Regions from separate parts of the Mus musculus genome. Here regions 1 and 2 are each linked to region 3. A link is a loop called in an ENCODE intact Hi-C map of the cell type or tissue named here. Cell type or tissue: left cerebral cortex. All regions are shown on one strand. Region 1 holds the start of Ftsj3 (FtsJ RNA methyltransferase homolog 3 (E. coli)). Region 2 holds the start of 1810010H24Rik (RIKEN cDNA 1810010H24 gene). Region 3 holds the start of Ddx5 (DEAD box helicase 5).

Region 1 (2,500 bases), 530 kb before region 3:
CCTCGAAGGAAAAGGAACTCGGGACTAGAAGAAGCGAAAAGACGGGGATGTTGTTCCTCAGCGCGAACCCACTCACCAGTCTCCTTGGCCAAGTGATAGAACTTGTCCCGCCGGCTCTTGCCTACTTTGCCTTTCTTGCCCATGGCGGGATGGGGGAGTATCACTCACTCTGGGGAGAAAGAAAAAGGTGAGATCGTCTTTCCGAGCACTGGATCTCGCTTCGGTTCCTCAGGCGGTGGAGCAATCACTTACCCAGACGTTAGATAGCCCTTAACTCCGCAGGTTTTCAACTCTTAGGAAGCAGCACATGTAGGCAGTAATCGTACTTCCGCTTCTGCGCGCGTTTCCTACATTCCTGGCGTCATGATTTCCGCCATTTTGAGTGTGGCCAAAATTTTTTTGTCAGCAGGCCTTACAAGTTAAAAGTAGAGGCTAGGAAGTAGAGTGCAATAACTCGTATCCTAAACGCTAGGAAGCATCAACCAGAAGTTCTATATCTCTTCACAAAACTAGTGACCTCCAGTAGAGCCTCTACTAATACAGCCACTGTGTTTGTATCGCCACACACCCCGCCCATTGACCCGGAACTGTTCTCGGTGGTGACCCAGGGCGCATGCTTTCGCCTCCGCGCCTGCGCGATAGAGTGACTTGGATGCCGGCGATCCCTGCCGAGAGAGGGAAGATGGCGCTTGATGGGCCAGAGCAGGTAAGGATTCTGCCGCGGCGGCTGGGCGGCATCCAAGCTGAGTGTGGAGTGCACAAAATCTGAAGTGAGGGGTGGCCACGAGCGAGAGGGTCCAGTGGATCAGGGGTGGGTGGATCACGTCAGACCGGACTCTGCCTGGGACTGGATCTGCTGTGTCAGCGCCGCCCTGAGGAAAGCAGGACAGGGGTGGGTGGAAACTGAATGAAGCTGGCAAGCCGGAATGGCCTGGGCTTCGACCTGGACTTGGTCCCTCTGTTCTGCCTTTGTCTGTAGTAGTTAAACCCTGGGGATGTGTAGCTCTAGCCACAGGGCAGTGCGCTCGGTGGGTATATGGCCCCTTGAGACTCCTAAAAGTCCTCGAAGGTAGGCGGTAATTGCATCCTTGTAGTGGATTCAGAAATGAAGGCTTAGAACCAAGAACTAAGCCTCCGAAGTTCAAACACACAGACCTCGCCCATCGAGATACCAGTTTCTGAGGAAAAGGGAATGGTATTTTCCTGACCTTGTTTCTTAAGCTATATGGTAGAGTGCCTCGAAAATACTTTGGCTTTACCCTTTAGTACTTTATGCCTTTTCTTTTTCTTTTCTTTTCTTTTCTTCTTTTTTTTTTTTAACACTTACACTTGTCTTCAGATGGAACTGGAAGAGGGGAAGGCAGGCAGTGGACTCCGTCAATATTATCTGTCCAAGATTGAAGAACTCCAGGTGAGTACAGACAGCAAAGGGAGCTAGTGGAGGACGGGAGCTGGTAGGTGCAGATTTCTCTGTGTCCTTTTTCCACTGGGAGTGCAGCAAAGAGTTCTTTTCCAATGTTGTTCGTTTGCAGCTCTTTGCTTGTCTGTTTCTTATGTGTATATGTATATATGCCTGCGTAAGCTTATGTGTATCACATATATACAGATGTCTGTGCAAGTCAGAAGAGGGCAGTGGATCCCCTGAAACTTGAGTTACGTACAAATAGTTATGAGCTACTACAGGTGCTGAGAACTAAACCCAGGCCCTCTGCAAAAGCAGTAAGAAACCCTCTTGACTGCTGAGCCATCTCTCCAGCTCCTTTGTAGTCAGGAGGTACCAAGCTGTGTAAGGTAGATTGATAATCTCTTTGATGGGAATAGTGTTTAGTTAGGATTTTTTGTTTGTGTGCTTGCTTGCTTGCTTTTCCAGGTTTTTCGTTTTATGTGTTTGGGTGTTTTGCTTGCATCCAATGTCTGTGCCCTACATTTGCCTGTGAAGGCCAGAAGACAGTGTAGGATGCCCTAGAAGTGGAGTTATAGAAAGTTGTGAGCGGCCATGTGGGTGCTGGGAATCGAACCCAGGTTCTCTAGAGGAGCGGCTGGCTCATTTATCCACCTCTCCGGGCCCAAGAGTCAAATATTACACCTGTAAGGTTGCCACTCCAGAGCCGAGGCAGGAGCAGTGTTTTGAGTTTGAAGCCAGTCTGGATTACGTACAGCCCTGTCTGGAAAACAAAACCACCTACAGAGGAACCACTGGCCAAAGGTGGGAGTGGGAGCGAGAATGGGTTTGGGAGGGAAGCCGCAGAGAGAATGCCTGAACCTCAGGCACATTTGCAGTTCTTCCGTTTAGTTTACTTTTTCTTCTTTAGACAAATGTCTCACCATGTACCCGCAACTGACCCACAACTCCCCATGTAGACCAGGCTGGACTCAGTCTCAGAATTCGCCTGCCTCCCAGGTGCTGGGATAAAAGCATGAGCCTCCACACCCAGTATGGTTTTTATCCCTTTTTAATGCTTCTCTATGTGATTTCATCCCTCCTGGGTCTGAAATGAAG
Region 2 (2,500 bases), 240 kb after region 3:
CAGAAGATGGAGACCTGCCTCTGTCTGCCTGAGTGTTCCCACTCTGTAGTTTCTGAGACCCCCAAGACTCTACTCAGTCCACCAGCACTCTAGCGTCAGGCCCCTGGATCAGTGACGCAGAACCCTGAGGCTTCCTCAGCAACTCTGTGTACCTCACACCAAGCCATTCGCGCCTTCGTGCATCTGTTTGGGTTTGAAGCTGTGGACCGAGAATTAGTCCCGAGGCTTCAGACCTGTTCTGGAGAAATGATACCCTAATCTCCCCACCCCCACCCCTTGACAAATGACGGTTTTATTTCATCTGAGTGGAAAAGCCTTTCCCTCAGGACCGATCGAGCTGTGATGCTGTGTCAGGAAGCTGAACATAAGCAGCAAAGGAGTTTGCTTTTCTTAGACACAATAAAAACTGCCTGTTCCCAAGCAGTGAGATGCCCCCAGCATTGGAAAGGTGGTTTGCCAATCTTTAGGCATTCAGTATACACTTGGTGAATGTGGCCAACTGAATACTAGTTATCAATGGATGGGTGGAGGGAGAAAAGAGGGAAGGAGAATGGGAAGGGGGCAGAGGAGAGGGCTGTCAAGAAAAAAAAAATTTGCTCACACCCCCCCCCCCGACCCCCCGGCCCGTTTCTGACTCTAGAATATCAAGATTGCATATACAGTCAAACAGCTTTGCCAAACTTGGTTTGTCAGGCAATTGCCTCACAGGTCCTGGAATGCGTTTTTTTGTCATCCGGAGTCCCCTCCCCTCAACAAGCTCAAGCTATTCTAAGCGCTAATTTATTTGTTGTTGATTTCATCACTCGCGTTCCTTCAGCCCCCTCAAAACCCTCACTCTCCCCTAGCCTGTCACCTCACCCCAAGCACACCACCCACCCGGAGCAAGAGCTCAAGGCCGTGCTGTTCTCCTGGCCCACAGAGCCCAGTCCGGACCACACATCCGACCCCCCTCGGAAAGAGGGAGAGATCCCCGCCGCTCCGTTTTGTTTCAATGGTCTGTGCAGCCAGCTATGCTCGTTTCCCCAAAGGCTGCCCCTCATTAGCATGAACGGGGGTGGGGGTGTGTGTGGGGGGAGAGGAAGCGAGCCAAAGCCCTCGCTGCGTTTTCCAGCCTGGGGAACCCTGTCTACAAAAATGACAGCTCGAGCCCTCTGGCTTCTCTGTTTGATCGTCGGATGGTCCCCCGAAGCCCCGGTGGCGGAGAGAAAAGGTGAGGTCGCTAAAATGCAGCGCCCCAGGGATTGGGAAAGGGGCGAGACGCAGGGCGGGACGAGCCAAGGGTCAGAGCCTGCGGGACAGGCGACTCCGGGTCTGCGTGCGTGCCAGAAAGCAGCGACAAGGGTCTCCCAATATTTCATGTCCCTTGGCAGCCTTTTCAGAAGGAAAGACGGGTTCAGCTGCTGAAATGATCTCGTGCGAGCCAGGCAAGCTGGAGAAAACTTTGCATGTTAAATAGCTGCATCCGGAGGAGGGAAAGTGTCAAAAGGGGTCGCGGCGCGCTGTGGACAGGCTCCCAGGCTTGGGATGGTGACACAGGCCAGCAATGGTGCGACAACTCTGGGCATTCTACTCCTCTCTCGCAGCTCTGGTATAGCCTCTGGTATACCTGAACCTTGATAACACTCTCTCTCTCTCTCTCTCTCTCTCTCTCTCTCACACACACACACACACACACACACACACAAATCAGGCAGTCTTGGCCAGGTGGTGTTTTTGTTTTGCTATTGTTAGGATATTTTGCTCATCTTACTGTCTCTGGGAATAATAGCTTCCACACCTAACTGGGCAATTTATTTTAGGTCATTTTATTGTTGTTGTTCCACACGGAAATTGAACGACTTCATTGGCATTTAACTCCACATTAGACCATCTTTTCCATGACAACAGATGGTGGTCTAGAGGGGAAGCAGCTGAGGTCAACAGTTGACAGGAGTTGGATAGCCACCAGAACTTTATCTATCGGCTATGCATGGTGTGCAGGTTTAACATAGGGAGGGAGTCAGATCCAATGGCTTTGCAAAAACACAAACTGTGTAACTAACCATTCCTGCTGGGAGAAAGCTGATTTTTTAAGATTATTCATTTGGCAAGATGCATCATTATAAAGGAAGTGCTGTCAAGGCTGCAAGGGGCACAACAAGCTCTTTAATGCAAACGAGGGAAAGTAGGTTGTGGGGCTGTGCTTGGCTGAAGGAGCACTGGGAGGTGGTGAGATTGCATCCCTGGACATGCAAAGTTGCCCAGACTTGAAGCTGTGCTCCAACCTGTATGCAGAGCTGAAGAAAATCATTAATAAAATTTAAAAAGGTGTATTGATATTCGGGAGATTTCCTAATGGGGAGGGGTAATGCTTTTATAATTACTCAGGGGCCTCTGCCTCCCAGCCAAGCTTTAAAAACCCCTTCTAAGCTGTTGTTTACTACTAAGTGGTGTCCAAGAAGCCAGATAAAAAAATCCACTCACAAATTCTTGATGCTGCCTTGCCGAGATGACAGTGTAA
Region 3 (2,500 bases):
CGGGGATACCGGAAGGGGGGGCCCCCCTCAAAAAACAACCCAACGAAAGATTGCGCAAACGACGCCGGGAACCGCCTCAAAGGCGCGGCGCTTCCCGACCGAAAACACTCCTCCGGGTTTCCCTCAACAGCCGCGAGGTCGCCGGGCCGCCCCGGGTCCCGGCCCACCCTCCCGGACCAAAAAAAAAAAAAAAAAAAAAAAAAAAAAGGTTGAACGCCATTACCCGAAGCGTAGCCTTTAACGGCTTTTAACCGGACGTGTGACAAAAGCCAGGCCTCCTTTCAGGAAGGGAAAAAAAAAAATCTAAAGGTCGGTTGGGAAGGCGAGCCTTCGGCCGCGCCGCTCTCCCATCCCCCACCCGGCCTGACAGGTCTCTTGTCACACTCACCCTCGATCCCGGCCGCGGTCTCGGTCACTAGAATAACTCGACATGGCGTCAATGGTGGCGGTGTGCGGGCGGAACCCAGTGAAAGTAGAATCCTGCGGCGACGAGTCGCGGAGAGAAGGCCTCGGCGACGGCGAAGCCTCTGCGGGGGCGTCACCAGCGGAGGGGCCGGTGGTGTCGAGGGCCGGAGCTGCGAGGGCAAGGACCGATGGAAATGAATGAGGTGCCGGCTGCGTCCCGGCAGCCGCTTTTATAGTCTGGACCGCCTCCTCGCCGCAAAGCACGCTGGGAGCCGCTCTATGACCTAATCACCCCGCCCCCCTGGCTCGGAGGCCCTCAACGCCCGCCCGCCCGGGTTCCGGAATCCGCCATGTTCTCGCCCCTCCCCCTCCGCGGGCGGGCGCTCCCTCCCCGGCGCCCGTTTATTACTCGCTTCACGACTGGGTGACACCACTAGAATGCCTCGCCCCGACGCCCTTTTGGCGACACCGCCGTCTCTCGTCTCGCTACACCTCAGACAAGCTGCTTCCCCGTGGCCAGACGGTCCTTAAAATGGCCAGCGCCAGCCATTCCACCGACTCTACTTGAAGATGTTTACGTCTCCACAGACTCCCCCCACGCCCATAACCGAAGGAGACCAGGGAGGCGGAGCTTGGCCTCATCACGTGATCGGACCCAGGGCAAGGCGGATCGCACTACTTCCTCGCTTGGTCTCTCGGCGGAGGAACACCAAACCACCAACTCACCGGAAGCGCGGCTCCAACGCCCCCGGGGAGATCGGCCGGGCTGCTGGGTGACCTGGCTGCCCTGCCCGCCGATCTGAGAACCCGTAAGCGGGATCTTGACCGCGGGGAATGGTATCTGGAGCCCGCAAACTGCCGCCTCAGCGCGTGCTGCGAGGAAGTGCTCCTCTGCTGTCCAATCAGCGTCGAGAAGCCGTTTTAACGTCCCTCCCTCTTCCACCCCTCCTTCCCCGCTCGCTAGTGTCTGCCCCCTCCTCCTCCCGTCGGCTCGACCGAGTTCGACCCTTCTGGGACACCGTCGCCCGCGCTCTCGTCTTGGAGTCCGGCCGCGACCTCTCCTGGCAGTATGGCCAGCTCAGAGGCTGGTGAGTCTCGGCCTGGAGCCCTGGTGGTTTTGTACTGCAGCATTCCGCGGACCTTGGGCTGAATCTGAACCGCGTCTGCGCCGCTGCGGAGGCTCGGGACTGTCGGACACTAGTTGCAGTCGCGCGCGCGGTGGGGGGGGGGGTTCTATGAATTTAGGGTCTCAGCCTCGAAACCTCTTGCGGTTTCCAGACGTGGAACTGAGACTTGGGATGAGATAGGAACTCTTTGTCGAGCCTGGGACACCCGCATCCTGTCTATATAGAGCAGTCAAGATCCTTTCTTGGATCCGAATTTTTGTGGGGTATCTATCCACAGACTGTCTCTCTTTCCCCTTGCTTTGTTTGGACTAAGGCAGAACTTATCTTTATATTGATTTTTTTTTCCTTTTTGAGGCATAGCACTCATAAGTTCTTTTGATGCCCTCTAGAGTAACTGGCATTTTCTAGTACTGCCTTTGAAAAGCCAATTGATTCGGTTGTCTAGGACGCTTTCCTCTCTTTCCAAAATGGTTGTCATGGCTTGGTCAGCTGTGCGACATAGGCATCGGGAAGAGGGCATACTGGGCATGACATATTCAGACTATTGTCTCCAGAGCGTGTGTCAGTACTGGAAATGTGGCCAGTTCCAGTCATTTCAAGATTCAGGGGTTTCAAGTTTTGGAATTATTGCTGAAATCCTTAACCTTAGTCCTGCACTATCTAGGGAAGGGCAAGAGCTGGTTTTGGAAAACAATTAATGTGCTAATTTAGAACTTAGCGATTTGGGTTTTTTTTTTCTTCATTTTTTACCTTCGTATACATCAAATATAATAAAAGGAAAACTAACAAATGCATTAGTGTCGGTGTTGTCATTATTCAAGTTCCTAACAGCCTAAATTAATCCCTTATTTGGGCACCCGAGAGATCTTAACTTACACAAGATAATTGGGTAAAAACATGTCTAAAACTATTGGGAATTCTGAGCCACCTCCGTTAGTTTCTAGCAACTTTTAGATTATCATTTACAG

What was found. A loop is a pair of places that touch in the nucleus more often than their neighbours do. Peaks named below come from ENCODE experiments on the same cell type or tissue, not always from the same donor. Only the 100,000 strongest peaks of a DNase experiment are listed, where the experiment ranks them.
Region 1: a loop joins it to region 3, with 2.6 times the contacts of the local background. A loop is called at or near these places in 1 of 42 quality-filtered maps.
Region 2: a loop joins it to region 3, with 3 times the contacts of the local background. A loop is called at or near these places in 1 of 42 quality-filtered maps.

The regions. Positions count from the first base shown.
Region 1 is chr11:106,255,509-106,258,008 of GRCm38, forward strand. It overlaps Ftsj3 (FtsJ RNA methyltransferase homolog 3 (E. coli)), which reads right to left and starts at 576. Exons shown (of 21, transcript NM_025310.3): 1 at 253-576; 2 at 77-169. The coding sequence starts at 143. Psmc5 (protease (prosome, macropain) 26S subunit, ATPase 5) reads left to right here and starts at 677. Exons shown (of 11, transcript NM_008950.1): 1 at 677-706; 2 at 1,340-1,411. The coding sequence starts at 683. In left cerebral cortex, CTCF peaks have their summits at 756 and 1,426; DNase peaks (open chromatin) are centred at 377, 598 and 1,441; H3K4me3 peaks cover 1,853 bases; H3K27ac peaks cover 1,169 bases.
Region 2 is chr11:107,024,760-107,027,259 of GRCm38, forward strand. 1810010H24Rik (RIKEN cDNA 1810010H24 gene) reads left to right here and starts at 1,110. Exons shown (of 4, transcript NM_001372502.1): 1 at 1,110-1,210. The coding sequence starts at 1,135. In left cerebral cortex, no CTCF peak of the experiment used is centred here; a DNase peak (open chromatin) is centred at 1,307; H3K4me3 peaks cover 937 bases; H3K27ac peaks cover 357 bases.
Region 3 is chr11:106,787,885-106,790,384 of GRCm38, forward strand. It overlaps Ddx5 (DEAD box helicase 5), which reads right to left and starts at 610. Exons shown (of 13, transcript NM_007840.3): 1 at 389-610. The coding sequence starts at 432. It overlaps Cep95 (centrosomal protein 95), which reads left to right and starts at 1,368. Exons shown (of 20, transcript NM_177088.3): 1 at 1,368-1,493. The coding sequence starts at 1,475. In left cerebral cortex, a CTCF peak has its summit at 1,484 (motif pointing left); DNase peaks (open chromatin) are centred at 718, 1,026 and 1,308; H3K4me3 peaks cover 2,364 bases; H3K27ac peaks cover 2,002 bases.